Linked DNA regions of Homo sapiens: region 1 is linked to region 2. The links are chromatin loops, found by intact Hi-C in ENCODE. Cell type or tissue: dorsolateral prefrontal cortex. All regions are shown on one strand. Each heading gives the region's core, and the rest is flanking DNA. Links, peaks and the distances in the headings are about the cores only.

Region 1 (15,753 bases), core at 3,060-11,059, 130 kb after region 2:
TGCCTAGGGCCTTGTGGAAGGCTGAACTCAAGTCAGTGAACTAGGATATCTGGCGGAAGAAATTTCTAGGCAGCAAAGCACTCAAGAAGCTGTGTGGTTACTTTTAACGACTTATGCTCAGTTATGGCAGCACAGAAATGACCTAAAGACAGAATTTAAAATTAAAAGAGAAGCAGAGTATTAAAAACTTGGAGAATTCACAGCCTGGCTATGTGACAGAGAATGAAAAAGGAGTTTCCAGGAGAGGAATCCAAGGGTGTGACTCAGCTACTGCTTGCTATAGAGATGGGCATTGACAAAAGGGAGCCAGGTGCTAATAATCAAAACACTGGGAAAAAGGTCTCAAAGGCATTTCAAAGATCTTTGAAGACACCCTTCCCATCATGAGTCCAAAGGCCTGAGAGGAAAGAATGGTTTTGGGGGACAGTCCCCAGGGTACCACACTCCTACACTATCTCAGGACACTGCTCCCCACATCTTGGCTGCTTGAGCTAGAGTAGCCACGTCTCAAATGGCCCCACATATGGCTCAGGCTGTAGCTCTGGAGGGCTGAAGCAGTAAGCCTTTGTGGCTTCCATGTGATGCTAAGTCTGCAGACTCACAGAATGCAAGAGCTATGGAAGTGTGGCTTTCTCCACCTACATTTCAAAGGCTGAATGGAAAAGCCTGTGGGCCCAGGGAGAGATTTGTTGAAAGAATGGAGCCACCACAGAGTGCAACTACTAGGGAAATGCTGAGCAGAAATGTGAAGTCAGAGTGCTGCAGAGTCCCCACCACAGCAATGCCTAGTGAAGCCACACAGGTGGGGCTACAGCCAGGACCCCACAGTGGTGGAGCCACTGGCTGTGTTCAGCCATAGCCTGAAAAAGCCACATACATTTAACTCCAGCCTGTTAGAGCAGCCATGTGGGCTACAACCAGCAAAGCCATGAGAGTCCACCCCTTGCACCATTGAGTCCAGGATGAGAAACATGGAATCTGAGAGTTTATTCTGGAGCTTTAAGATTTAATGACTTCCTTTCTGGGTTTTGGACTTGTGTGGGGCTTGTCATTTATTTCTTTTGACTAATTTCTCCCTTTTGGAATGGGAATGTTTACCCAATGCCTGTACAACCATTTTATCTTGGAAGTAAATACAGTTGACCCCCTGAACAATGTGTGAGTTCAGGTGCTGACCCCTTGCAGAGTCAAAAATCTACATATAACTTTTGTCTCCCCCAAAACTTAACTATAATAGCCTACCGTTGACCAGAAGCCTTGCCAATAACATGAACAGTGAACGAACACATATTTTATATATGTATTATATACTATATTCTCATAATAAAGTAGGCTAGAGAAAAGCAAATGTTATTCACAAAATAATAAAGAAGAGAAAATACATTTACTCTTTATCAAGTGAAAGTGGATCATCATAAAGGTTTTCATCCTCATAAAGGTCTTTATCCTTCATTCTTATAAAGGTCAATATCCTTTATTTCGAGTAGGCTGAGGAAGAGGAGGAAGAGAAGTGTTTGGCCTTGCTATCTTAGGGGTGGCAGAAGCAGAAAAAAATTCATGTATAAGTGGACCCATGAAGTTCCAACCAATGTTGTACAATAATGATTAACTGTAACTTATTTTTTTATTTTACAGGCTTACAGTCTAAAGGAGCTTGCCTGGAGTCTTAGATGACAATGTGTCTGTGTTGGGAGGTGGGGCCTAATGGGAGGCGTTTGGGTCACGGAGGTAAATCTCTCATGAAAGGCTTGGTGCTGTTCTCATGGTAGTGAGTTCTCACTCTGGCAAGACTGAACTAATTCCCATAATAGTGGTTTGTTATAAAGCCAACGATTCCCCTTGGGTTTTGTGTCTTTTGCACATGTCTATTTCTCCATTGACCTTCTCCACCATGTTATGTCCCAGCATGAAAGACCTCACCAGAAGCCAGGGCCACGCCCTCGAACTTTCCAGTCTGTATAATCCTGAGCTAAATAAATCTCTCTCTTTTTAAAATAAATTACCCAGTTTCAGTTATTCTGTATAGCAACATTAAATGGACTAAGACACCATCCATCCATCTATCCATTCCCTTATTCTGCTACATTATGTGCTAAGCTTGAGAGATACATAAAGCACTAAACAAGAAATATTCCTTCATCTTCTAAAAAGAAAAAAATGGGTAAAGAACAATTACAGCATATGGGGACAAGTGCTCTGATAGCTTTTTCTTCAGTTTAGGGTATTAGACAGGGGTCTTTGGGGGAAGTGACATTTAAATTTCTAGGTAAAGAACTTGTAGGAATTACTAGGTCTAGAAAAGGGTTTCTCAACCTTGGCACTACTGACATTTGGACCAGATAACTATTTGTTGTAAGGGCTTACTTTTGCATTATAGGATGTTTAATAGTATCTCTGGCCTCTACTTAGATGTCAGTCACATCCCCTTTCCTCAAAGTTGTGACAACCAAAAATGTCTCTAGATATTGCCAAATGTCTCCTGAGGGGCAAACTTGGAGAGTGGTGCAGGCTTCTAGGCAGAGAACATGGCACAGAATTAGGCCAAAGACAGCATGGCCCCTTGGGAACTTGCAAACTCTCTCATGTTATAAATAGAGATGGTAAGGCTGAGAAAGGCTAAGTGACTTATGCAAGACTGTGGCAGATCAGTGTGACCAGAAGCAAGTGCAACAGTGGATATAGAGGAAGTGAATGCAAATCCAAGAAGAAATCTTTAATATGAGGCTTGTTTGTGTGTGTGTATGCTTGTGTATATATGTGATTTTAAAGAAAAGTAATATCAAACTCTTGCCTTCTGTAGTATCTGAGACTGTGGGTCACCAATGTGATTAGGGTTTATTTCCTAGTTCCTATAGAAGCAAAAGTGGGACTAACTGCTGGACTAAACTTGTAACAATAGGGAATGTGGTGTCCGTTTACATTTTTCAGAGTTTAAAATTTATGCCTTGGTGACTAATAGTTATCTAGTTACTGTGTGTGTGTGTGCGCACATTTGTGTGTGTGTGCATGCACAGGAGAAACAGATGCCTAACCCAAGACATCTTAGCTAGCATTGCCATGTCTTCCTGCAGGGGACCTGGCCTGAAGACCTCGCCTGACTGGTGGGACAGTATGCTGTGGCAGGAGGTGCTGTCAAGAAAGTATCTGGACATCTAGAAACTCGGTTATGGTCAGTGTAAACATTACAGCTCGCTGGCAAAGTTGTTTGTTTAGAATTACAGCTAAGTGTAAGCAACAGTGAAATAATTCAAAGAAAAATGAATTAGTTCACAATTTAAGGCAAATTTTGGCTGGTGCCAAGGGATACTGGGCATTTCTTACTGAAGCATGTAGCTCACACAGGGCATTTACAGTGGCAACATGAAAAGAGTCCTCTCTTTTTGCTATGGAGAGCGAGACAGGGCATACACCAGCCTTAGAATCAGTCATGGTTTTGGAGCTGCTTTTGGGGATCTGACTGAAAAACACCTCCTCTAAGAAGCCTGTGTCCTTGGACCCTGTGCTGCCTTGGCCACCTCTTCAGTCTTCATGAGGATGTCTGGCCTGAACTAGGAGGCACTCAATAAACTTTCACAAGAATGAGGTGGTTCATATGTGGCCAAGGAGCACCCTGTCTTTCTTTGTATTCTCTCCCCACTCCACCACCTTATTCCTCCCATCAGTGTCCCACCTGCCATCACCACACAGGGGTGAATGGTTCACTATGTGTGGTTGGAGTAGGGGAGGAACCTTCCCCTCAAACCTTCCTAACAGGTACCCCTCACTCCTTTCAGTAGTCCCTGAGGTATCTTTAGGGAATCTCTGAAGGTTCCACAAAACACAATTTGAAAATCTCTGCTCTAGTCCAACAATCAGACTACAGACACGGAAACACCAAGCCAAAGGGCCTAAGTGACCTGCCTTGACAACATTACCTCTTAATTGGCATTGCCAGAACCAGAATCTGCATTCCTTCCTCAACTAGACCAGGGTGCTTTGACCTACCCATCTGAGTGATTAATGGAACACCCCTCCCACTGCCTACTCTAAACACCCATGGATGGTTGCTGACTGGACAGAGATGGCAAGGGTCAAATATTCCTGACGCCATAAACAAATGGTAAGAAAATGTTGGTTGAAGATTTAATATTAGTGAAATCATTTCAGTATGGTTACCCCTCCCATTGGTCATAATGGGACAAAACATTACCTACAAGACCAGCTTTGATTCAGCTCTTCAGGTTAAAATAATAGGGCTGGTTATTGGGTCACACACTATACTCTGCTCACTAAGCAGTGAGAAGTTGCAAATCAGATCCACCCAAACACTGCTCTTTCCAGACTCCACATAAAATCTACAACCTCTAGGTCGACACTGTTTTGAAGAGGATCAGAATATGCTGCACTAAAATATGCCACTTTAGCATCAAAATTATCTCGAGCTGAAGACATTTGGGATTCAACAGATGCAGAAAGAAGGCTTCCCAGAGCTTCCCTTACCTGAGTAAAAGCAGAAACTCCTGAGAAATAAAGACTGCCATAAATCTCTTCTCCCAGAAAAGTACCATGACCTTGAAGAAAACAGAACGTCAGCACTGAGGTGGACCTGCACAAACAAATCTTGCTAAGATAGCTTTATCTTCCACATATTTCCCCCACATATTTACCTACCCACAGGTTGCAGTGCTTGGAAGCCCCAAACCCTTTTCTTTTCTTGTCACATATCTTGCAATGTATTGTTCTTTGTTTAAAATGCCATATAAGTTCCCAGACCTGCTTCTTTGGGTCTTCACTTCTTTTCTAAAAACGGTCCCCTCGTTATGTAAAAATTAACATAAATAAAATATGTGTGCCTTTTCAGTTGTCGATCTGTCTTTTAATAGTCTAATTTGCGGAGTCCTGGGTAGTGAGCCTAAGAGGGTAGAGGAAAAGGTTTTTTCCTCCCCTACAGTTTGTTTGTTTATTTGTTCCCTCAACTATTTTGCTCACTATGTTCATTGTTCATCTATGTTAATGTTCACTGATTGTTAATATTTTGTCACATTTGTTTTATCCATCTATTCCTCATCCACCTGAAATGGGAGAGTTCTCTGATTTCCCTCATAGGACGTGTGACAGGGGTGTGGCTCGCCTGTTGGCTGCTCAAACCCCTGACAGGATGGGGGAGCATGCAGACAGGCAGGTGCAGGAGCTGGGGTGAGCGCTTTGGGCTCTGGCACCACAGTAGTGTCTAGAGGTGGGTGCCTGTGGCCCCAGTGTTACAATGCTCTTCTAGCCTTGCTGTGCACAGAAGGCTTAAGTGTTAACCAGCTCAATGGACCTCTGCTTTTTCTCAAGGGCAGAGAGCCACTGTGACAGCTTTTTGTATTCTGAGCTCTTGCCCAGTATCCTGGGAGAATCGGGTCACACACAGGCTTGAAGGATGAATGTGGGTTTTATTGAGTGGTGGAGGTGGCTCTCAGCACAATGGATGGGGAGCTGGAAGGGGAGATGGAGTGGGAAGATGATCTTCCCCTGGAGTTTGGCTGTCCAGTGGCCGAACTTCTCTCCAACCACCCCCAGTCACACTCCTCTTGGTGTTCAGACATTCTCTTCTCTCTTTCTCTGCCACATCATTCTGCCATTTGCTTGTCTCCTTATCTCCTCATCTGCTCTTCTGCTTCTGGAACTTGGGGTTTATATAGGTACGGGGTACAGGATAGGGGGTGTGGTGAGCTGAAAGGCAACTTTTTGGGCATGAAAACAGAAATGGCTGTTCCCACTTACGGCCATGGGTCTTCAGGCTTGAGGGAGGGTGTAGCCTTTGCCAGGGAAGCACCCTCTCCTACCCGGTATTTCCCTATCGCCTGTCCATATCACATCCATCCATCCACTCCATGCATCCATGCTCCATCCATCCATCTAGTTGTTTCTTGGTTTTACAGAATCATCTGTGAGTTAGTTGTAGATATCATGATACTTAATCTCTAAATACTTTAGCAAGAATCTCTTAGGGACAAAGGCCTTTTCCTATATAACCATGATTATTACACTTAGAAATTTAACACTGAAATAATATGTACTATTATTTGACATCTTGGTACTCAAAGTGTGGTCCCAGAGTCAACAGCAACTAACACCACCACTAAGAAATAAGGTTGGGGGAGGGGTGGCAATCTGTGTTTCCACAAACCCTCCAAGTGAATCTGATGCATGCTAAAGTTTTAGAGCCACAGTTCTAAAGTAAAAGAGACTTGACAAATGTAATGTGAGATACTTGACTAGATTAAGACTTGGGGAGGGTGTAGGGCAGGGAACAGGAAAGAGGGATATTGCTGAGACTATTGGGACAATTTGAATATTAATTGTATACTAGAGCAGAGCTTCTCAGATTTGAGTGTGCATACAAATCAGCTGGGATCTTGTTAAAATGTAGATTCTAACTCTATAGTTCTGTGGTGGGGTTTGAGATTATGCTTTTCCAATAAACTCCTAGGTGATACCCATGCTGCTAGTTCCAGGGCCTACATTTTGAGAACTAATCTAGAACGATTCCCCAAGTTTTTATTGTTGTTGTTTTTCATTGCATTGACATTTTTGAAGAGCCTAAGCCAGCTGTTTTGCAAAATACTTCTCAATTTGAACGTGCCCAATTGTTTCCTCACCATTAGGTTCAGATTAAACATTTTTGGCAGGAATACAATGTAGGTGATGGTAGGCCCTTCTCAGTATAGCACATGAGGAGGCACATGATTTTATTACTTTTCCATGCAACTTTCAGCCCATCCTCCTCCACACATCTCAACTTCCCCCTCAAGCAGGGGTGGTGTCAAAGGCAGGCCAAAGGGACCTGACCTGCACTCACATTCTTTTGAGTGCTGTAGACAGCAGCAACCATGAAGAATGAATTGCAAACTTGAATGTCTCTTGAGACAACTTTCCTTGATCTATCTTCCTAACTCAAACCTCAGTGACAGAAAACAGTAACAGCCGTGTTTGTAAAAGTGGTTCCCATGCTAAAGATGAATCACCAGTTTGCCTCAGAAATGAAAGGAAGACTGATTCAGACTAGCTCTGTTGCCAAAAATACACAATGGAGGATGTTACACCAAAAAACAGAAAGCAAGCTGAAGCCAAAAGAGAAACACCAAGGGTATTATGATAAAACTACAAAAGTCCTTTTGAAGATAAATATAGGTAACAGGGTTTGAACCATTTCTGGAAAATGGTAACCAGTTTTGTGAGCACCCTTGATTCACTTTCAAACAGAATCTCAAAATAGAATGAGAATCTTTTGGCCTAATTATTTTACACAGAGAGAACACCTGTGGAATGCAATGATTGAAGACCAAAATTAAAAATACACAATTTTCTTGATGAATGGGGCATAAATTAAAGCTGAATAATCTGAAAACATGTACTACTTGAAACTTTAAAGGGGAATTAAGAAATAGAGGGAGAGCAATCCTGGAGACTGATTAAGACAGACTTGTAAAACTCAGAGTCAGTAGAGTTGCATCACTGGCATTCTGTCCTTGGAACATAATTATTTTTGAGAAGGACAATATAAGAACTGTAATAAACTCTGCCTGCCTAAGCCGGTCAGCCTGCCCCGCAGGCACGCTGTGATTTCTGCTGACGGCAGGGGTATGGCCCCCAGCATATGATGTTGCTCTGTGTACTGGGAGGCAGCTTGTGCAGAAAAGCCTGCCATACTCAGATGCCTGGGAAGTCAGTTTTCCCCAAAGCCCGGGACACTTTGGATCCCACTTTCACGGTCCGAGACTCTAAATATGCTGAAGTTTCCAGACACAGGTGTAGCTGGAACATTCAGTTAGTCAACCACAGAAACTGAATGCATAATGAAAGGAGAGGTTTTGCCTATGATCCTGACCTTATCTTTTAGGTCTGATATAATTAACGGCTGTAACAGGGAGAAAGTTTACAAGCAAGAAAAGGAGAGGAGTATGGTCAGGTGCATTAGATTCAGGGGACTTTATAAAAGTTGCCAAAGGGCCAGGCACTGTGGTTCACGCCTGTAATCCTAGCATTTTGGGAGGTCAAGGCGGGTGGATCACCTGAGGTCAGGAGACCAGCCTGACAAACATGGTGAAACCCTGTCTCTACTAAAAATACAAAAATTAGCTGGGTGTGGTGGCACGTGCCTGTAATCCCAGCTACCTGGGAGGCTGAGGCAGGAGAATCACTGGAACCCGGGAGGTGGAGGTTGCAGTGGGCAGAGATTGCGCCACTGCACTCCAGCCTGGGCAACAGAGGGAGACTCCATCTCAAAAAAAAAAAAAAAAAATGTTGCCAAAGAACAAGAGCTGACGTCCCCTCTCCAGTTCCAAGTCCCCAGTACCTCTCCAGCATTCTGCACCTCAGTAATTCTCCACCAGTTTGTGCCTCAAGCTGGCCACACATCCTTGCTTCCAGGCCTTGGTCCCTGCTTTTCCCACGTTTGCTGGGTTCACTTCAGATTAGACAACATCTTCCCTGGAAAGCCCCCCTTGGCCCCACCCTCGCCAGTGCTACCAGCACAACACTCTGTCCGTATGGTATTGGCATATCTATTTCTTTCACTAGACTATAAGCTCCCTGAAGGCAGAAACCCTATCTTGTTCTATTTTGAAATTTCTGCATCTAGCCCAGTACCTGGTGCGTGGTATTAATACTAATGATGCGGATGATGTGCTTATTACATGCCAGGCTCTGCCTTAAGTACTTTACGTTGATTAACTCATTTAATGTTCACAGCAACATTATGAGGTAGGTACTGTTATCATTTCCATTTTACAGGAAAAGAAGGCACAAAGTTTTTAAGCAACTTGTCCATTATATCTACTAAGCAGTAGAGCCACAATTTGAACCCAGCCAATTGGGTTCTATGGATCATACTTTTAAACTATAAACTATATTGCTCTTAACAAATTCCAGACAAAAGGATGGATGAATGCAGATGATATATGTAAGGATGGATAGATGGATGGAAGAATATATGAGTCACTAGCCAGTTAAAGAAAGCCAGGTCATGACAGGAATGTGCCCACTGTAGGACTCTTCTAAGGAAGACTCAGTTAAGTGCAAATTTTAATGCATAGACTATTTCACACTAAACCAGGCATCTATATTGGTAAACACACAAACACAAAAAAGCAGATAGTAAGGAACCCAGGGAAATAGCACAGGTTTTGGAATCACAGGGCTAGATTTGAGTCATTACTGCCAATTTCTAGCTGTGCAATTTGCGACCAGTTACTTTGTCTAGTGATACTTGCCTCACAGGTGGAGGATATAAAAGTATCCAGCAGAGTGCCTAGAAGTTAAGAACCTCCCAATAAACTTTAGTTCCTTCCCTGCTCAAGAGAAATGATTATATCACCTGGGTCTGATTTATCTTAAGTAGAAAAATGCCGAGAACAGGACTGGAGGCAGGTTGTCTCTGGATTCCCTGCTCTCTTCATGAGACTGGGCTTAGGTTTTTGAAAAGAGGGGCAGTCTCACAGCTTTGCTAGCGCTATCAATTCTGTAGATTCTAGACTTGGTAGACAACTCACATTCCAACTTGAAAAAATATGCTGAATATACAAATGTGATCTCCTTTAGGGTAGAGTGTTTAATATTTGTATTTTAATGCTTTTTTCAGATAATAAAAGTAAACAGGCTGGGCACGGTGGCTCACGCCTGTAATCCCAGCACTTTGGGAGGCCGAGGTGGGAGGATCACAAGGTCAGGAGATCGAGACCATCCTGGCTAACATGGTGAAACCCCATCTCAACTAAAAATACAAAAAATTAGCCGGGCGTGGTGGCGGGCGCCTGTAGTCCCAGCTACTCAGGAGGCTGAGGCAGGAGAATGGTGCGAACCCGGGAGGCAGAGCTTGCAGTGAGCCGAGATTGCGCCACTGCACTCCAGTCTGGGTGACAGAGTGAGACTCCGTCTCAAAAAAAAAAAAAAAACAGTAATCAAAGATCATTGCAAAAAATTAAAGAAATAAGTATAAAAATGAAAGGCTAGTTCATGTTTACAATCTTGGAGGATTTTTAAAATTTATTTCTATGTATATAAGCATGTACACATTTTAAAAAACAGAAATAGGATTAAGCTGTATATAGCATGCTGTCATTATTTTTACTTAGTTATATATTGTGGATAACTATCCTAACATAGGTATACATTATCAACTGCACAGCATTCCATGGAAAGGATGGACCATAAACTATTTAACAATACTGTAAACAACATTTAAATGAAACCGTTATTATGAACAATACTTCAATGAAAATATTTGTACACACATCCTTGAGCCCCTTTTCTATTATTTCCTTTGATTAAATTCCTGAACTAGGAATTGCCAAGACAAAGACAGGCATTTTTATTTTGATACATATTGTCAAACTCCCCTAGCAAGGTAGTATTTTAACATCACCTGGATAGGAAAGTGACCCCACACTCTCCTAACACTGAGTATAGTCATGTTTTTAACCTTTGACAAACAGAGCAAAAAAAAAAAAAAAGGTTTCTCCTTTTAACTTAAATTTATTTCTTTCTCTTTCGCTCCCTTTCTCTCTCCTTCCTTCTTTCCTTCCTTCCTTCCTTCCTTCCTTCCTTCCTTCCTTCCTTCCTTCCTTCCTTCCTTCCTTCCTTCTTTCCTTCCTTCCTTCTTTCCTTCCTCTCTCAATCTCTTTCTCTTTTTCTTTCTTTGTTACAGGGTCTTGCTCTATCACCCAGGCTGGAGTGCAGTGCTGTGATCATGGCAGCCTCGACCTCAAGGGATCCTTCCACCACAGCCTCCTGAGTAGTTGTTACTACAGGCATGCACCACCACCTGTTAATTTTTTTTTTTTTTTTTTAAGAGAAGGGGTCTTGCTATGTTCCCCAGGCTGGTCTTGAACTCCTGGGCTCAAGCAATCCTCCTGCCTTGGCCCCTAGAGTGCTGGGATTACAGGCATGACCCACCATGCCTGGCCTTAAATTTATTTTGCTAGTGAATTACACGCATTTAAACATTTATTGGTCATTTGAAATTTTTTTTGTGAATTTCTACTTCATGCTCTTAGCACATTCTCCTATCTATTATCAGTTTGTAGGAGGATGTATTCATTTTTGCATGTCTGATGGCTGGTGTAGAACCTAGCACATAGCAGCCATTCAATAAATATTTGTTGACTCTCCATTCACTGGCTGCACAGGTTTGTTTATCTGCACAGGACACAGGGGTTTCTAAGTTTGAATCCTGACTCTGCCAATAACTTATTGTCTAACTTTGAGAAATTCATCTTCTTGGAATTTAAGAATGCTGACCACAGCAAGACCCCCAGTAGGCCTGACGCCATGCATTCCCTGACCATAATACTTTAAAGACAATAGATGCTATACTATAAAAATTGCTGAAGAATAGCCCAGGAATAAGAGTGAGGATTATCCACCTGGTATACTGAGAAGCACCACATGGCTGGCCTGTCCTCAAACCTTCCTCTTTCTTCATCTGCCAGAAGACCAACATTCATCTTCCAGCAGCCTTTATACTTTATAAGTCCTCATGTGCATGCTGTGTAGGAACCTGTGAGATGTCACTGGCAATCATTTGGACCATCATTCCATAGACAGCAGATGCTGTAGGGAATGATCTCAGGGCATTTTATTTGTCTACGGTTATACATTGGCAACACTTTAGAAAAAGTTTTGCACATTCAGCCCTCACAGTAACCTGTGAGAAAGTGCAAAAAAAAAGGTACTCATTTAAAAATGTTTCCAGACTTCAGTAATGTTAAGATGCAAGAAAAAATATATTTTTATATATAAATATATAATATATATTTAGCATATATATACACTATATAAATATATAATATATATTTAGCATATATATATATACTATATAAATATATAGTAATAACCATATTTTACAAGAAAGATGGAAAGAGATGGAATGTCTTAGCCAAAGAATCAAGATGTGAATGTGTGTTTCCTTGGTTCAGTGCGCTTTATATGATAGGTTTGCTAAAGCAAAGAGGGTAAAAAAGAGCTTAAAGCTTGAGATCAAGTCTGCCAAAGGGGAGGAGGGCCTGGCAGGGAAGAGGAGGGGAGCTGAGAGGTTGGGCCACAAGCCGGCAGAACCTTGCCCAGTTTGTGATTTTTGCCTTTGGCCACCTTGTTTCTGACCATAGATTCCAAACATTCCAAGCTGTGAGAACTATCTGTCTTACCTTTTATTTTCCTTTATCATTCTATTTTCCTTACTGGCACCTTGTCCCATCTTCAGATGTGTGTCATTTTCCCCATTTCTACCAGACACATCCACCAGAATGTTCACATTCTGAGATAGAAAAGACTCTTGGCTCAAATCAATGAATTTCCAATGGTATAACTTAGGAGCCATGATAGACTGTGGGAGAGGCATTTTTGTCTAGACATTCAAATTTATATGTGTCTATATATAAATTTAAAGTTATAACTAAAAACTATTTGTGACCTTGGTACTATATTTAACAAATATGCCAGTCTGTTTTTGCGATGCTGATTTGGTAGCTTGTTTAATGGCACCACTGCATCAGGTGAGGCTGAAATACTTTGTTTCTTACAAGGCTTTGCACATGCCCATTTTACTTTTGAAATCTTGTTGCCATCAGCTTCTGTCCCCAGACAGCCAAGTTAAGCTGGTTGAGTTAGACCACAGTAGGTTAAGATTTTAGGCTTGCTTGAGGGAGCTCTGCCTCCCCCTCTCTAGGGGCTTTATGGCAGTTATCAGCCAGCAGTTGACAGTAACACAAATATCTACGAAGCATCTATAGCAGCATGGAGTCACCCATATGTTAAGGGAGAACTCAACAAAAACGTGATTTTCAGTGTTGTAAAATCTGCCCCGATTGACTGCCTAACTTCCTCCCCTTCATCCCGTTTTAAGAGAAATGAGGCTTTTTGTCTGATAAAGTTCTTTCTTTGCCCACATGAAAGAAGTGCGTATGTCTCTGTGGAGCAATTAATTGCAAGCTTGTTGAAGAACAGTTGTCTGTGGAGACAACCACAGCTTCGGTTTTCAGGCCACCAGCCCCTATGGCTGTCTTTCTTCCTACCATCTGTTTAAGCAGGAGCAGTAGTTTGTGCGAACTCCAACTTCAAGCATGTCATTTCCGAAACCACAACAAGTCTCTTAAGCTTCCTGAACAAAGTGCTCAGAGTGGAAAGCCCTGAAGTTCTCTTGGGCCTCCTAAAACCACAAAGCTAACTACTGAGCAAAGCCCCAGAGCATCCGAGCACAAAGTGCCTTCCTTGGAGCTCATCATAGAACATGAAAAAGTTATTGAGAGTATGATTAAGGAGGGGTGGGCAGTGTCTGCCCTCTCCGCTTAGATTAATAACACCATCTAGATAGTCTGCACCAGTGATGGTTTACAACCTTTACAAGCACAAGGACCTACTTGTAATATACAATTTTAAAATAATGGCATTATTAGTAGACTCTAATTAAGAAAGTCTGTAATAACTAGAAGCTAATGTGAATTCAGTAGTTCTTTTAAATAAATTTATATTTTACTAGTTATAATAATCTTCATATTAAATATTTTTGAAAAATATTGGTACATTTATTTGCACAAAACATTTTTTCACTACTGAAACGATCCCTCTAGAATCGAGATTCACGGACACTTTGCAGTAACTCCATGGCCCACTAGAGGTCTCACCAGAGGTTAGGGGAACTAACTAGGTGTAGTAACAGGTCTGCAAGCTCTCATGGAAGAGAATCAACTATACATTTGGATAGTTTCAATGCAATTGAATGCAATATTTCAATTTTCAATAGCAATATTTATTTATGGATCTAGGATTTCTGGAATTCCTCTTGTCATATAATGCCAAGAACTGTGTATCTCTGAAGATCAGTTAAGTTTTCTTGCTCCAGGCAATGGAAACTATATAATTCCCTGCATTTCCAGTTTGCATTAGCCATAATTTAGAACTAAATGCAATGCTTAGTTGTGGTAATCACCTTGTGCCAAAGTCCCTGTACTGTTTCTGCTCCTTCCTCAAGATTGTTTCTAGTTTGCCATCTTTATTTTTCTAATGTCCATTTGACTGTGATATTCATTGTAGCTCTCCTTGTCTCATTGAAAATAGATGGACATAAATTATAAACAAACACCCTCTTTAAAAGGCCCTCGTCTGTCTGTGAGTCCCCAGGGTAGCTAAAAAGGGTAGAATGCCCTGCATTTCTGGGCCACTAAGCTATTCTGCCAACATCTCCTCTGCTAAATGCATACTATGGACCATGTCATCCAATTTCCTAGGCCACATTTCTCTGAGATGATGGGGAGTACAGGGTAGGTACAGTGGTGGCTGAGCAATGTGACTCAGTATCACAACACCCACCCTACACAGGCCTGCAAAACAAAGCAAAGCAAAACCTCGTCAATTCTAAGAAATGTAAGAGACCTAACCAATGTCCATGGGCAGCAAAAGCTGCTCCTGCAGGTGCCAGGGGCTCTCCCCAACATTCTCATGCCAAACTCTCCTGATTACTGCTCCAGGAAACAAAAACTTTCCTTCTTTTCTATTTTATTTTTTAATCTGAACTGTTGCCTCTTTCTTGTTCCAGCCTGTCTCCTTTACTCTCAATCTACCTAATTTCTCCAAAGGACTAATGCCATTTTACCACTGGGGGGCAATGCAGATAAAGAAATGACGAATTAACAGGCTTGATGCTCTAGGCCACAAAGTTTTAGTTGTAAAATTATTCTGTATATTGTGCTTTAAAAACTTGTTTTTCTCCATGATGTTTTTTCTCTCTACTTTTAAACTCACATTATGGTGATGTGCACATTTATACATCTATATTCATATCAATGTTTTTATGAATAGGTTGTCTTCGATTCTCTCAGGCCTCTTTAAAACATGTCTCTTAGGACATAGTGCTGTGACATGTACATCAAAATAGAAGCCCAGACGTCATTGCATTCAACCAGGGCCTCTTTAGGGTACCAGCCACAAAGTTTGGATGATGAGATATTTTTTAGAATTAGCCCTTTCAGACAGTGTTGTGAGAGGACTACAGAATAAGGGGTTCTCTGAACTTTAAAGGAAGCCACTCTCCTGTTGGTAAAAATTACATACTTACAAATATCCAGTCTGTTGAGTAATTTCCCGCTTTATTATAAAGACCCTGGGAACTGATCAGCATATTGTGAATTGGTTAATGTGAGTCAGACCCTCTAAACTGGCACATCTGAGCTTGCTATGCGAGACTCCAGGTGCTGAGTGAAGCATGGTGACCTTACCAGGCCCTGCCTGAGGGCTAGTTGCTTTGCTCCATTATCACTAGGAGCCTACTCATAAATGTGGACATAGTATTTGCTTCACTTTCATTTTAAGAAAGAAAAGGATGTTAATGAGCAATAAGAAATTATCTGAAGGTATAAAACTTATTGGTAATAGTGGGTACATAAACAAATACAGAATATTGTAACACTGCAATTGTGGTGTATAAACCACTCATATCTTGAGTAGAAACAATAAAAGATGAACCTATCAAAAATAACTACAACAGCTTTTAAGACATAGTATATAATAAAATATAACATGAAACAACCAAAAGTTTAAAGGGAGGATTAAGTAAAAGGGTAGAGTTTGTATTAGCTTTTATCTTTGCTTCTTTGTTTTTGCAATCAAGCTTACGTTGTCATTAGTTTAAAATCATGGGTTATGGCTGGGCTCAGTGGCTCATGCCTATAATCCCAGCAATTTAGGAGGCTGAGGTGGGCGGATTGTTTGAGACCAGGAGTTCAAGACCAGCCTGGG
Region 2 (15,753 bases), core at 3,406-11,405:
GAGTTCTGATTTATATTTTAGTTGCAATAAGCAGATTGTTGGCAATGAAATTAACCACCTGCCAGGTTTCAGGTAGTATCAGAAGTGGGGAAAATTTATGGTTTGTGCTGACAGAACTTTTGCAACTCCAAAGACAGACTGATAACAAACACATCAAAGAGGCCACAACACCCAATTTCAGTTCTTGCTTTCATTCCAGAATGGATAAAAATTCATATTGGATGGATCACAGTCAAGTCTGAGAATAAGCAGAAAACTGGGGATATAAGGAAATGGAGCGAAAGCTAAATGCTTCTGTAATTATTTAAGAAATTGAATCTGAAAATAAACACTTTTCCACAAAGAAAACTCTAGGCCCAAATAATTTCATTGGTGTCTATTACCATTTAAGGAAAAGCATTTTTAATTCTTTCAGAGAATAGAAAAAGAGATAACGCTTCCAAACTTGGTTTGTGAGGTAGGCAACAACTTGTTACCGGAACCTACAAGGATAGTTCATTATTTCTACAAGGATAGAACCTACCAGGATAGTTCAAACCTAATTTGGTTTGTTCCAGGACAACCAAATTGTTCAGCATTTGAAATTTGATTAATGGAATATATCATATTTTCAGAATTAAAGAATCATGTAATAATTTTAATAGGAGAGAAAACCCACACTTGATAAAATTTGACGTCCATTTATGATTAAAACTCAGGGCAAACAAAAAACAAGAGAGAATTTCTGTGAACAGCGTAAGGGTATTTTGAAAACCTATAAACATCAGTTAAACTGTAAAACATGGAAAACTTTCTAAGATGAGGAATAAGAACAGAATGTCCTTTATTCAACATTGTACTGAAGTGCTAGCCAGTACAATAAAGTAAGAAAAGGAAAAATATACATAAAGACTGGAAAGGAAGATATAAAATCTTATTTGCAGGTGACATGATGATACATACAATAGAAAATCCAAAAGAATTTATATAGATTGCTGAAAGTAAGGTTGTGATGCAAATACAAACATCGACACAATTGTATTTTTAGGTATCAGGTACAAATAATAAAGAGACCATAACATTGTTAAAAATATAAAAATTTTAGGACTAAATCTAATGAAGATACACAGGTCTTCTACATTAAAAATCTATTAAGAAGTATTGAGAGAAACTAAAGAAGACATAAATAAATGGAGAGCTATTATGTTCATGGGTTGGAAGTCTCAATGTTATAAAGACATTAGTTGTCTGCTTATTGATCTACAGATATTGTGCAATCAAAATCCTAGCTTGTGTTTTTGTGTAGAACTTGACAAGTTGATTCTAAATTTTACATGGAAATCCAAGGGGACAATGCACAACCAAAGCACAGGTAAGAGGACTAGCTTGCCTGAATAACAAGACTAAATATAGATCCACAGTTATCAAAATAGTGTGGTATGGACTAGGATAGACTAGTGGACCGGTGGAATAGAATAGAAAGTCCTGAAACACGCCCATACTTACATGACTTGATTTAAGACAAAGGTGGCTCTCCAGAGAAGAGGGACATTTTCATAATAATGGTTCCAAGTCAATAGTATATCCATAAGGTATAAAAGAAAATTTGACCCCCAGTCTCACACCATACATAAAAATCAATTCTAGAGGATTGTGGATTTAGATATGAAAGGTAAAAATATAAAGCTTCCAGGAGAAAATGTAGGAAAATATCATTTTTATAATGATTTGTAACTGAATTGCATTGTTGTCAGAGAATTTGATCTAAAAACAACTCTTTGAAATTTGTTGAAACTCTGTTTTTAAAGCATGTCCACAAGTTATTTGACATTCCTCTCATCAACAGGTAGAGGCTTAATTTCCCTCCCCTTGAATATGGATGTCTTCAGTGACTTGCTTTTAACCAATAAAATGTGGTAAAGGTGACACTATATGACTTCTGAGGATAGGTTAGAAAAGGAGATATAGTTTCTGCCTGGCTCTCTAGCCTGGCACCCAGCCTTGGAACCTAGCCACCATCCCAAGTCAGGGAGCTATATAGAAAGACCACATTTTGGTGTTCTGGACATAGTGCCATGGAGATTCCAGCCAAGAGCTAGCATCAACTACCAAACAGACAAGTTAGCAAGCCTTTGAGTCATCCTAGCTAATGCTGAGTAGGGCATAATAGACAATCTGCTCCCACTAAACCCTGCCTAAATTGTAGATTCATGAATAAAATAAATGCTGTGATTGTTTTAGACCAGTAAGTTTTGTGGTGGCTATTTAAACAATAGAATATTACATGCATCTTAGAGTTATTACGGTTAACATTTAATTCCTACTTGTAACAATTCCCTAAAGATGGAATAATTTTACAACAGATTAGCTCTGTTTATCTCCCTCATCTACTGTGCTATTGTCATGTATTTTACTTCTAAATATATTCAAATCCCTACAAGGTATAATTATTATTTTTTGTCTTTTATAAACTGGTGCTCTTCATTCTTTTATGCTGGCTTGTTGTTCCATCTGGGATAATTTTCATCAGCCTAAATAACTCTTTGGTATTGTGGTGAAGATCTGCTGGTGATAAATTCTCTGAGCTTTTGTCTGAAAAGGCCTTACTTTTTGCCTCCTTTTTTGAATAATATTTTTGCTGTGTATAGACTTCTAAGTGGCAAGGTAAGAAGTTCTTTTTTCTTTTAGCATTTTAATTCCATTTCAGTATATTCCAATTTCCATAATGTCTGTTGAAAAGTAAGCTAATATTAGGTTGGTGCAAAAGTAATGGCAAAAATTACTTTTGCACCAACCTAATAACTTTATTGTTGCTTCTTTGAAAATAACATGTGGCTTTTTTTTTTTTATTCTGAGTGATTTTAAGACTTGTCTATTTGTCTTATTAGCAACTTAACTATGATGTACCCAAGTGTGGTTTTCTTCATAATTTTATTTTACATGAGATTCATAGAGTGTCTTGATTCTGTGGTTTCATGTCTTTTAGCAACTTTGGAACATTTTTAGAGCCAGTATTTCTTCAAATGTTGTTTCCGAATCATCATATCCTCTCTATTTCTAAGATTCCAATTGTGTTAGACTTTATCACTGTTTTTCATGTATCTCTCATACTCTTTTCTGTATTTTCCATCGTTTTGCCTTTCTGTGCTTCAAACTAAGTAAGTTTACTGGCTTGCTTTCCAGTTTACTGGAAGTTCTCTGTTCTGCTGCATCTAATAGATTCCAGGTCTTTGTTGAAATTATCAATATTTTCCTCTGTTTTTTTTGTTTGTTTTCTTTTCTTTTGAGATAGAGTCTCGCTCTGTTGCCCAGGCTGGAGTGCAGTGGTGTGATCTTGGCTCACTGCAACCTCCGCCTCCTGGGTTCAAGCCATTCTTGGGCCTCAGCATCCTGAGCAGCTGGGATTACTGATGTGCACCAGCATGCCTGGCTAATTTTTGTATTTTTAGTAGAGATGGGGTTTTGCCATGTTGGCCAGGCTGGTCTCGAACTCCTGGCCTCAAGTGATCTGCCCGCCTCAGCCTCCCAAAGTGCTGGGATTTCAGGCATCCTCTGTTTTATTGAACACATTAATGATCTTTATTTTCAGCTCCCTGTCTGATTACTTCAATGTTTTCATTATCTTTAGGTCTATTATTATTGTACTTTTAAAAGTGTAGCTTTTAGTTATTTGGTCTTGTTTTTTAGCCAGATATGAGTGAAAAATTGTAGAGCCTATAAATACTGTTACTTTCCTCCAAAGAAGATTAAGTTTTCTTCCAGCAGGTGGATAAGATATAAGAGGATCATTTTGATTCTTTGGCGGAATGGGGAATGGTTTTAGTCATTATTAAGGTTTTCCTCTTTCAGATTTGTCCTTACTCATAGGGTAAAATACTTCTGCATCTCAATTGAAAGCCCAGGATATCTTTACTGACATACCCTTCCCCAAGACCCCTTCATCTAACCTGGGCTTGAACTCAAATTTCTATCTTTGCAGCATTGCACAACTGTCTAATTAAACTTTTGCTCAGCTCTTTGTTCTCACAGATCCTGTTTTCTGCTAGGTTTTTCCATAGTCTTGTGTCGGGAATTGGTTCCTTCCAGTGGGTTCATGGTCTCGCTGACTTCAGGAGTGACGCCGCAGACCTTCTCAGTGAGTGTTACAGCTCTTAAAGGTGGTGCGTCCGGAGTTGTTTGTTCCTCCTGGTGGGTTCATGGTCTCGCTGACTTCAGGAATGAAGCTGCAGACCCTCACGGTGAGTGTTACAACTCATAAAGGTAGTGTGGACCCAAAGACTGAGCAGCAGCAAGATTTATTGTGAAGAGCAAAAGAACAAAGCTTCCACGACGTGGAAGCCGACCCGAGTGGGTTGCTGCTGCTGGCTCAGGTGGCCAGCTTTTATTCCCTTATTTGGCCCCACCCATGTCCTGCTGATTGGTCCATTTTACAGAGTGCTGATTAGTCCATTTTACAGAGTGCTGATTGGTGCATTTACAAACCTTTAGCTAGACACAGAGCACTGATTGGTGCGTTTACAATTTTTTAGCTAGACAGAAAAGTTCTCCAAGTCCCCACCTGACCCAGAAGCCCAGCCGGCTTCACCTCTCAGTCTTGGGCATATGAAACTAAAGAGAGGCCAGGCGCGGTGGCTCACGCCTATAATCCCAGTGCTTTGGGAGGCTGAGGTGGGCGGATCACGAGGTCAGGAGATCGAGACCATCCTGGCTAACATGGTGAAACTCTGTCTCTACGAAAAATATAAAAAATTAGCCGGGCATGGTGGTGGGCGCCTGTAGTCCCAGCTACTCGGGAGGCTGAGGCAGGAGAATGGCGTGAACCCGGGAAGGCAGAGGTTGCAGTGAGCCGAGATTGTGCCACTGCACTCCAGCCTGGGTGACAGAGCGAGACTCCCTCTCAAAACAAACAAAGAAGAAAATAAAGACAGAGTCGGGAACCTAAAAGAGCAGTGGGGTGGGGCTTGGATGACCTTTTTCATTTCATTTCATTTCATTTCATTTCATTTCATTTCATTTCATTTCACATCGAATCCCTGTTCTCTATAATTTTTTTCCTCTCAAGTCTTAGCCCAGTTTAGCAGCCCCAGATTCCAATCTATTTCTCTTCAATCCATTAAAATTTCAGCTTGGATCTATTCCCCTATTTTATGAATTTGGAAATGCCGTCAGGGAAAAAGTCCTGTTGAGAGTAGAGTTCACTGCCTGTGCTTCTCCTCTCAAGTATTGTAGCCTGTCCTTTCCAACCCTGCAGGAATTGGGTGATTTCCAGTTTCTTCACACAGTTGTTTTATATATTAGTTTTTATACTTGTTTGCAGCAGGAAGTTAGTTCATCATATCCTGAACTAGAAATGTTAATATTATTTTTAGGAAAATAAATCTGACTGATGACAGTAGATGAATGGGAGAGACTGCTGGCTACAAGGCTAGGTAGGAGGTGATCGCAATCATTTAAACAAGGAATGGTGGGGTTTGGCTAATGAACAGTTTGCCTTTGGTTTTGAAAAGAAAGGTTGGATTAAAATCTTTCATTCCTGGTGTCTTATTTTTATTTACTCTGATGAAGTAGTAATATCAAGTAACAGTTATTGAGTGCTTACTATGTTTTATGCACTGTTCTACCTCCTCTACATGGATTTTCTTACTTAAGCCAAATGCCTATTGGATGCTATTATCATCATTCTGATTTTACAGTTGAGAAAACTGAGATGCATAGGATTTAAACGACTAGCTCAACATCACATGGACAGTAAATTGCTCTTCTGGGCTTTGAAAGCAGGCCTGCTGGCTCCACACTCTATGCTTTTAACCACGATCCTCTACTACCTCTCATTATGCCATGGAATAGGAGTTATCTTTTAAATGGGAGAGGCTGATAGCTCACATTCTCAGGGGGAGAAAAGCAGAAAAGTGGCTCGGTGTGGTGGCTCATGCCTGTAATCCCAGCACTTTGGGAGGCCAAGGTGGGAGGATTGCTTGGAGCCAGGAGTTCAAGACCAGCCTGAGCAGTGAGACCCCCATCTCTGCAAAAATTAAGAAACTAGCTGGGCACGGTGGTGCACAGCTGTGGTCCCAGCTACTCAGGGGGCTGAGGTGGGAGGATTGCCTGAGCCCAGGTGGTCGAGGTTACAGTGAGCCGTGATCACGCCACTGCGCTCCAGCCTGGGCAACAAAGTGAGACTTTGTCTCCAAGAAAAAAGAAACAAAAGCAGAAAAGTGAATTAAATGGTGATTTTTTTTGTGGTTGTTTGGGAAAATGAGTGAAGTAATTCTTAAGGAAAAGTGATAAATCCAGAGAAGTGAAATTAAAGACAAACATAAGCTAAGCACTTAAAAAAAAAGAAAGAATAGATTTAAATCTCTGTAAATTCAGTAGTAAAGAGTTGCGATGTGGCCAAGAGTAAGAAGTCAAGACAAACAGATACTTGGAAGATCAGAGACTGATTTTCTATAGTGATAAAGTTATTATTTGGTATCTTATATGTGGATATTTCCCCTCATAGTTTTTTCTTGTTTTCTTGGTCATGGCTCATTTTAACTTAATTTCTTTTAAAGCAAGTTTAGCTATTTGTTAAATGAATGAAAGAGGGAGTACCATTCTAACCTTGACGAGTTATAATCTCATCCTCATTAAGAGCTCATTCACTTTGGCTTACCCACTGGAATAGGGGTTGGTCCCATACAATGGAGCATGGAGGCCACTCCACTAGAGGGCGTTGAGGTCTTGTCTGTTCGGTGAGTGAGGGTGTGGTTTGATTTATGCTTATTTTGATAGTTTGACATAAATTAGTGAAGGGTTTAAAGAAAGACTAAAGTTAAAGATTTAATTTATCTAGCATAATTTAGGGGAAAATGTAAAGAAATTATATATTCTTCAACTTATTTTCTTGGTAACCACTTATGTTAATGAAAAGTCAGGAGTTTCACCTAAAACCAAATCTGACACTATTTGAAATGTAGCCATTGAATTACCAGGGAAATTATATATATACACACACACGTGTGTGTGTATATACACACATATGTGTATGTATACACACACATACACATATGTGTATATATACACATATGTGTATGTGCATATACACACACGTGTGTATATACATATGTGTATGTGCATATACACACATGTGTGTATACATACATATGTGTATATATACATATGTTTATATATACATATGTGTATATATACACATATGTATATATAAATATAATTTGAAGATATCTTTTACAACTTTTTTTCTAATCCAATTTTGAAGATGTCTGTTGTTTTCCTCAGATGATATGAAATAGTAACTTGATTGTTTTGCATAAAAGTGACTTAAAAAGAGACTCACCAAACTCTAGTCAATGGTTACTTCTGAGGGAAGAGAATGTGATTCTGGGGAGGGTGAAAATGTTTGCTTTTTATTCACTATACTTCTGTGTGATTTGAATTTTTATGAATGTAAATTTCATAATTTAAATAAAAAGAAGTACAAAATTCAATTGTATTTAAAAATGAGGTTAGGAAGCTAATTATAAAAATGGATTTGAACAATAAATCCAAGGGATTTGAACTATAATCTGCCTAAATATGAAAAAATACAGAATCTGTGACATCAATAAGCATTCTATAATACAACATTGAAAAGGAAGTGAGGGTGTTGTTACACTGTATACTTTAGCATCTCTTGGGGTTTCTAATGTAGAGCCACATATAGCCTCTGAGAAAGTCTTCAAAAGTGAAACTTATTGAATTTGGTCTAACCCCAATTATACCCGTTTATTTGACATTGAAACACTTTTTTTCTTCACACTTAACAAAAGAGTTAATAACAGTTGTATAAAAGTCAGTTTGGGAAAAACTGACATAAACAAAAGAACAAACTGTATATAAAAAATTTGACCCAAGTCAAAGTAAATTATGTCCTGGGATAAGATTCTTTATATTAATTTTAAGCGGATGGAAAAAATAGGTGCACTGTATTATATTTTTTCTTTCTGTGTTTTTATTGGAAATGTGTAGGTTTCTTTTACTTCTCTTGGAAGTATATCATGGATAAATAAAAAATGAAACAATATAAAATGATGTAAAAATCTACAAATGCAAGTAGTGATTCCAGGATATCACTTACAAAGCACCCTTGAACTGCTGTGCCCCGAGGAGTGTTTCGTGGTGGAAGATAAGAAATCACAAACGTTCATGTTTTCACTGCTAGCCCAAATGAAAACGCACTCTTCCTGCCAAAGACCAGAGTTAAAACACCCCTTCAACCTACCAGGTAGGGGAATATCAAACAGGCACCCGGTCAGAGAACCACAAAGCATGTTGAAAGTCAAGAACATCCTTAGAAATACTACTTGTCAAAGCAGGATTTTAAGTGAATTTTGGACAATCAGATAAGCAGGAGGCTGAGCTTTTTTTTTTTTTTTTCAAATAGAGATAAGGACTCTGATGGTGAAAGTGATGGATGAGAATGGTTTAGGACATGCTAGAGAATTCACAAAGCCTGGATAATGAAAAAGACAGCAATCTAATTTGAGCAAGTGTAAAGACCATTTTCTTATCTATGCTGGCTAAGCATGTAGTTTGCGTGTGTGTGTGTAAATATTATCTAGTATCATGCCTCCAACTGTGTAGTATGAAATTATGCACACATAAGTTGTGTATTTAGCCATTATTCCTCAGAATAATTTGTCATTCTCCTTCAAGTCTTTATTTATTTTTCATGAACTATAGGTTAAAGAATCTCATCGGGTATCTGGTGTTGGGTGGCCCTAACTAATTAAAATAGCCAAAATTCTGTTTCCTCAACTATGTAAAACATGATAGACATGTATTGTCATGATAAGCATGTACTAAATAATGCTTATTTTTGTTTATACAAGTATGTTTCCAAAAAATTATAAACTATTGTTTTATGTTTTAAATTTTACACGATAGCATGTATAAGCATTCTTTTAAAGCTTGACTTATTTCTTGACACTATATTTTTGAGATTTATTTATATGAGTACCTGTTATTAGAGTTCATTCATTTCAACTGTTGTATGGAATTCTGTTTCTTTACAGGAAGTTAGCTTGTTTATACATATGTGTGTGTGTGTGTATATATTTATATATATTTATATTTATTTGGTAGAGACGGGGTTTCACCATGTTGGCCAGGCTGGTCTTGAACTCCTGACCTCATGTGATGCGCCCGCCTCAGCCTCCCAAAGTGCTGGTATTATAGGCATGAGCCACCACGCCTGGCAGTTTCTGTAATTGTATTATTAGGAACAATGGTATGATGAATATGTATTTTGTATTTTGTCTTCTTGGACACACATAAAAGCTTTTCTAGGATAGCCACCATCTTGGCCTGCTCAGGCTGCAAAATACCATGCAAATACAAATACAAATACCGTAGACTGAGTAGATTAAACAAGCAAAACTTATTTTCTCACAGTTCTGGAGGACGGAAGTCTGAGATCAAGGTACCAAGGATAACAGGGTTCTGGTGAGGCCCCTTTTGCCGCCTTGTAGGTGGCCACACACTGTGTCTTCATGTGGCAGAAAGAGAGAGAGAATGAGATCTCTTTCTTTTTCTCTTCTTAGAAAGACACAGTGCTATTGAATTAGGGCCTCATCCTTATTACTACATTTAACCTTAAATATCTCCTAAAGACCCTGTGTCAACGTATATTGAAGGTTAAAGCTTTAACATGTGAATTTGAGAGGACACAATTCAGTCCATAGCAGCTACTTGGAAGTGAAATTGCTGGGTTGTGTGGAAAGTGCATCTTCAACTTTTCTAGGTATTTCCAAATTATTCCCCAAAGTAGTTGTAAAATTTACATACCCACCAGCAATTGTATACAATTGTATACATGAGATATTTTTACCTGGAAGAACTTAAAAATCCCAAATGAAAAAGGGTATAATCTTTTTAAATTGCAATTTCTCCTTCCCATTGCACTAATATCTGGCAAGTCTTCCAAGCAGTTGTCTAAATATTGGCTTCTGCCAATCAAATCTCATCTTTTACAGCCATGACACCACAAGGAGTGATCTGTTCTCTAATCCCAGCATGAAAAACACTGATCTTACTCAATCCAATAGACTCTCACTAGAGGTCAATGACATAGGATAGAGTTGAGTTGGGGCATAATCCCAAAAGATACAATCCCTATTGCCTTAATTCCAAATGTTGAAATCCTGAAAGATCAAAATACCAAATATGTAATTTCGAAGAAAAACTTATTTATTTAGAGATAGGGTCTTGCTTGTTGCCCAGGCTGGAGTGCAATGGCTCTTCACAGGCACAATCATAGCATATTGCAGCCTTGAACTCCTGGGCTCAAGTAATCCTCCTGCTTCAGCGTCCCAAGTAGCTGGGTGGGACTACAGCATGTGCCACCAAACCCAGGTAGAAAAAATAATTAAAAAAAAAATTAAAAATACATTTATTTACATTTTAAAGGGAATTTATTTGAGAAACATATAAAAACATGACAGAACACATCATTGGCCACTTTACACCATAAAATAGGCAATAATAACATACACATTTTCGCAAGCATAAGCACTCAAGTATTCTAATGATAGCCACATATATATAACAGTTATGAGCAGACAAACCATATTCATTAATAAATAAGTCGAAAAGTGAAATGTATAAACACATATCACTATGATTGGTAACTGCGTGCACCCAGCTTTATAACTGCAGTCATCTGAAATACTATGATGGACAACCTGCATGTTTCAATGAGACCCATCAAAAACCACAGTGAGTCACCACCACATATGCAGTTGCCCAAGTAGCTGACATCTTGAGATATTTTATCTTTCACAAATTCAGATGTACAGAAAGGACATCTTTATTAAGGAAGTTTTGATATTTTCATACACACACACAGTGCTTACACACAAAGTCAACGTTCCGATAACACACTTTCATAGAGTCAAATTTGCAAAAAATGCATAAAACAAATTAGAACTCTACAGAAGTCTTTACACAACTTATACCTCCAGTATTGGAAATGAAGCAAAGATGAGATATGTAGCATAGGAAATTGGCACTATATGTGAAAGGGCAGAAGTCTTATATGATTGAATAATTTGGCAGGGGAGATTTCTGTATTTTTCGTTTGCATTTTCACTTCTATGATTTTTGAAACACTCACTGCATTTGTACTTGAAGAGTGACTGTGGTCTACAAATTTTGTAAGTATGTGCAGTCCATTCGAAAGACTGGTTATTGCTCAACCATTGCAATTAAGTGATTTTCTGCTTTCAAAATGCCAATAGTAATTAGCTTTTAAAGTTTTATCTTTCACTGTTAAGAGGCCTCATATGCTTAGACCATCATAGCCTTTTGTGAGGGAACAGTTTCACAGATCTCTCCCATTATGCTGCAAGTAATAAAGTAAGGAGGAATGACATTTGGCTTCCTTAATATCAAATCTATTTTAGTCAAGGTTCTCCAGAGAGACAGAACCAATAGGATATGTGTATAGATAGAGGAAGGAGCCTTATCAGTAGGATGGGCTCACACAATTATGGAGGCTGAAAAGTTCCACAACAGGCCATCTGCAAGCTGGAGACTTGGCTCAGTCCAAGTCTGAAGTTCACAGAACCAGGAAAGCTGAGGTTGTAACCTAGTTCATGGCTGGAAGCCTCAGCACCTAGGAGACTGCTGGTCAAAGTCCTGAGTCCAAAGACTGGTGAACCTGGAGTTCTGGTGTCCAAGGCAGCAGAAGGTCTACCCCAGCTCTGAGAGAGAGACCAATTTGCCTTATGTGTTTCTTCTCTCTCCTGGCCTTCAGCTGATTGGATGGTGTCCTTCAACATTGATAGCAGATTCCCCCACACCTGGTTAATCCACTCAGACTCACACAATAATCTCCTCTGAAAAAGCCCTTACAGACACATCCAAAATAATGCTTTACCAGGTTTGTAGGCAGTACACAAGTCCACCCTTTGTCATTCATATGCATCTCCTTAAACCACATTTAATTTCCAAATAAAGACAGCAAGGTAATCGTTTTGACTAACTTGATACAACTAACATGATACAACTATCCAGCATGCAATGAAAACACACTAATCCTGTCCCAGAATTCAGCATTCAGGATTTTAATCTTTTGTAGTTGTGATTTTGGGGATTTGGGGACTGCATCTTTCAAGATTATAATTGGCACTGGATAGAACTACTCAGTGGATTCAAACTGGCAGCTGGAATTCTTTCCCAGAAAAGCCAGGTTCCATTTGCTGGGACCAAATGACACAAATGAAGTTTCAAGTCTATTGCAGTGGAGCCCATCAAGCTCCAAATTGTCTGTGATTCCAGTTGTGGAAAGCCTGTGTGTTCTTTGACATCCACAGTGACTTCCTTTTTTTTTTTTTTTCCAATCAGGATGTTTAGTTTTCCTTAAAAATGATTTAAACGGCATCAGATGCCCTCTCTTTCACTCACTCTGCCACCCTCTCTCCTCCAGGTTAGCATTTTGTGTTCTCATTTCTACAGCACTTTCTCATTTCTACAGCACCTTATTTTCCTTCTGCTAAAGTGATTCCTCCTCATGCCTACACAGAGAAGTTTTATTTGCCCCTGAGGTGCTTGTATGTGAATTGAGAAGAATCTGCTTAGAGAAAGAGATGGTTTCGTATGTTTCAATCATGTAGACAGTTTATGAATCAAAAGGGATTTTTCAGACTGAGTTAAACAATCTATTTTTCTTCCTGTATGTGTCACCATTTTTCTGGAAACTCTTACTTATCAGGTACAACTTTCCTTCAGGAGGTTCTCTGACAGCTCAATCATGTTCTATGCTGGATCCCACAGTGAAGCCAGAAAGCTGAAAGTGTTTGCAGCTCTCATTTCCGTGGCAACTGTCTGAAGGACCAAATACGAGATATTGATTCACTGTAGGACCTAGCAGAAGAAGGAACTGAGTGGTGAGGAAAACCCCTTTTAGTCAGAAATTTTTCATTAGGAGGTCAAGACCTTTGAAAAATTAATGGAAAAGTACTGAACAATACCTTTACGTATTAAAAAAAAAAACGCACAAATGCTGTACTGTTCTTGACTAGGGAATTTTACATTTGTGTGTCATAACGAATCCATTTCCCCTTCACTGTCCCCTGCTCCGTCTTCTTTCCATAACTGTCAGTCTATCCATGCCTTTTTCTTTCCACTGTAACACGATACCTCTCTAACCCAGCAGAACTGGAAAAATACTTAACAGCTAAAATGCGCAACTGGATATGAATAATTCCTTACATTTATGGGGCTCTCTGAGCAATGGACCAGTAAATACTGCCCCAGTTGTGCTATGCAGATTCCCTGCATTATCTTGGGAAAAGAAAGTTTCCTGAGTAGGAGTCAACACGGGAAGTTGAATGGCTTTCCAGTTTCTCCTGCCTTAGATCTTTATTATTTAATTTCAAAGACTGAATTTTTAGAGCATTTCTTTCATAGTCAAATACAATTGTAATATGCATTGGAAGGTCAAATAAGATTTTTTTGGATAACCTACCATCGCCTTTGGCATGAAAAATCAAGAAGTCACTAAAATGTCCCCCACTCTGAGGGCAGAGGGATGATGTGCCTACGCCGCAGTTAGGCAGTATACATAATATCCATGAAAAGATTTAGGTTTAAGGTTGTTGCAGCCTTCAGAGGAAAACTGATAAAAACTTGAGCACTTTTATATATCAAGCTGTTTGGCTTTTTTCAGCCACATCTCAATTTCTATTTCATAGCAGCTGTGCTATGTAAAAAGGATCTGAGAGTTTTGAAAAGAATGTATTGCCAGGCACAGTACCTCATGCCTGCAATCCCAGCACTTTGGGAGGCTGAGAGGGGTGGATCAGTTGAGGTTAGGAGTTCGAGACCAGCCTGGCCAACGTGGTGAAATCCCGTCTCTACTAAAAATACAAAAAATTAGCCAGGTGTGGTGGCATACGCCTGTAATCCCAGCTACTCGGGAGGCTGAGGCAGGAGAATAGCTTGAACCCAGGAAGTGGAGGTTGCAGTGAGCCAAGGTCACGCCACTGCAACCCAGCCTAGGCAACAGAGCAAGACTCTGTTGCAAAAAAAGAAAAGAAAAGAAAGAATATATATATATGCACAAATGTAATTGCAAAAATCCATCATTTTTATAGCTAGCAATTAAATTGAGACACTTTTTATTATGATCATTATTAAGACATTTCTTTCAAAGTCACTGAGTAACCTATTAGAATCCATGTCATCATAAACTTCTTTATTAGGGGATCAGAGTGAGACAGAGAATTAAGGTAGTTATCCAGCAAGAGTGAAACCCCTAATTTGTATTATTGCAACATAGTTGTCCTGTAGTCTATGTTTTTAGCTCCCATCTATCATTTCTTAGTGTTCATTTATCAAGTTTCTTTATTTCTCATAACTTCTAATAATTTTTTAGAAACACTGAGTAAACTCTGCCATTATAAGTCCTGAAGGGAATTTCCTACATAAATGGACCAAAATCACAAAACCCTGTAAGCAGTTAGGCAAAATTCTTCCTCAAAGTTATGTCAATCAAGATGTTAACATAAAGATCTACCTTTCTTTAGCGCTCAGACACTAAAAAGGAATTGTATGTTTGTAATATCGTCCCTATGTTACGTTTTTGTTGATTATTATATGTATATTAGTATATATATATACACACACACACGTCTACACAGACACTCATAAAACAAATCGTTTGCATCTTCAGTTTCTTGGTGTTGTTTTGCTTTCTTAGGCACATGCTTTTTTCATCCTTGTAACCTCAAAGGACAAAGTATTTTACATGCTTTATCATTGTTCGTTAATACCGTTGATAGTTATAACAATGAGCCTTAGTTCAATATTAACATATTTATTAATTGACAGCTTTTTGACTTGCTGTATGATTTTTAAAAATTATTATTAATATCATTTTTAATGGACAAATTATAATTTTATACATGTACGGGGCACAATGTGATGTTTTGTTATACAGCTTGTATAGAAGGTGGCAATGATTAAATCAAGCTAATTAACATATCCATCACCTTGATTACCTATCATTTTTTATGATGAGATATTTGAAATTTACTGTTAGTGACAGTTTTTTTATATTTATAATACTACATCCCAAATTTTAGAAGACATTTAAAAAAATTTTACTATGATTTATAAATTACTACTACTGTTATGACTTTTGCTATGATTTCTAAAAGAAATATACCATATATGTCAGGTGAAAGTTGAGCAGTGCTAGGGCCAGGGTGTTATCCCCATCTCCTCCAAAGCTTAAGAGGGTGGGCATCTCGAAAGTGTGTATGCTGGTGTCCAGGGACTCTAGGGGATTTTGGCCTGTACCTGGGACCCTCCTTCCTGGCCTCCTAACAGCTGGTAGCTCTCTCATAGGAGAGCTCATGAAGTGGCCAAAAGTAGTGATCAGGGTCAGACACATCCCCATTTCTGTAATTCAAAGAAAGGGGTATCTTGCTGAGGCAGGTGGATCACTTGAGCCCAGGAGTTCAAGACAGCTTGGGCAATATGGTGAAATGCTGTCTCTACTAAAAATAGAAAAATTAGCCAGGTATGGTGGCCTGTGCCTGTGGTCCCAGCTACTCGGGAGGCTGATGTGGGAGGATCACTTGAGCCAGAGAGGTCAAGGCTTCAGTAAGCCATGATTGCCCCGCTGTACTCCAGCCTGGGCAAAAGAGCAGGACCTTGTAAACAAAAAAAAAAAAGGAAAGAAAAAAAAGAGAGAAAGAGAGAAAAGAAAGAAAGAAAGGAAGGAAGGAA

Evidence for each region. Peaks named below come from ENCODE experiments on the same cell type or tissue, not always from the same donor. Only the 100,000 strongest peaks of a DNase experiment are listed, where the experiment ranks them.
Region 1: it touches region 2 in a loop (3-fold over the local background); 5 of 110 quality-filtered maps call a loop at or near these places.

The regions. Positions count from the first base shown.
Region 1 is chr4:122,575,890-122,591,642 of GRCh38, reverse strand. No RefSeq gene overlaps it. Among named protein-coding and RNA genes, the nearest start is that of IL21-AS1, 35 kb to the left of the region's middle. In dorsolateral prefrontal cortex, for the core only: no CTCF peak of the experiment used is centred there; a DNase peak (open chromatin) is centred at 7,612; H3K4me3 peaks cover 1,004 bases; H3K27ac peaks cover 5,095 bases.
Region 2 is chr4:122,707,962-122,723,714 of GRCh38, reverse strand. It overlaps a transcript of BBS12 not described here. Among named protein-coding and RNA genes, the nearest start is that of BBS12, 17 kb to the left of the region's middle. RefSeq lists an enhancer at 8,047-8,341. In dorsolateral prefrontal cortex, for the core only: CTCF peaks have their summits at 6,480 and 6,679 (motif pointing right); a DNase peak (open chromatin) is centred at 6,684.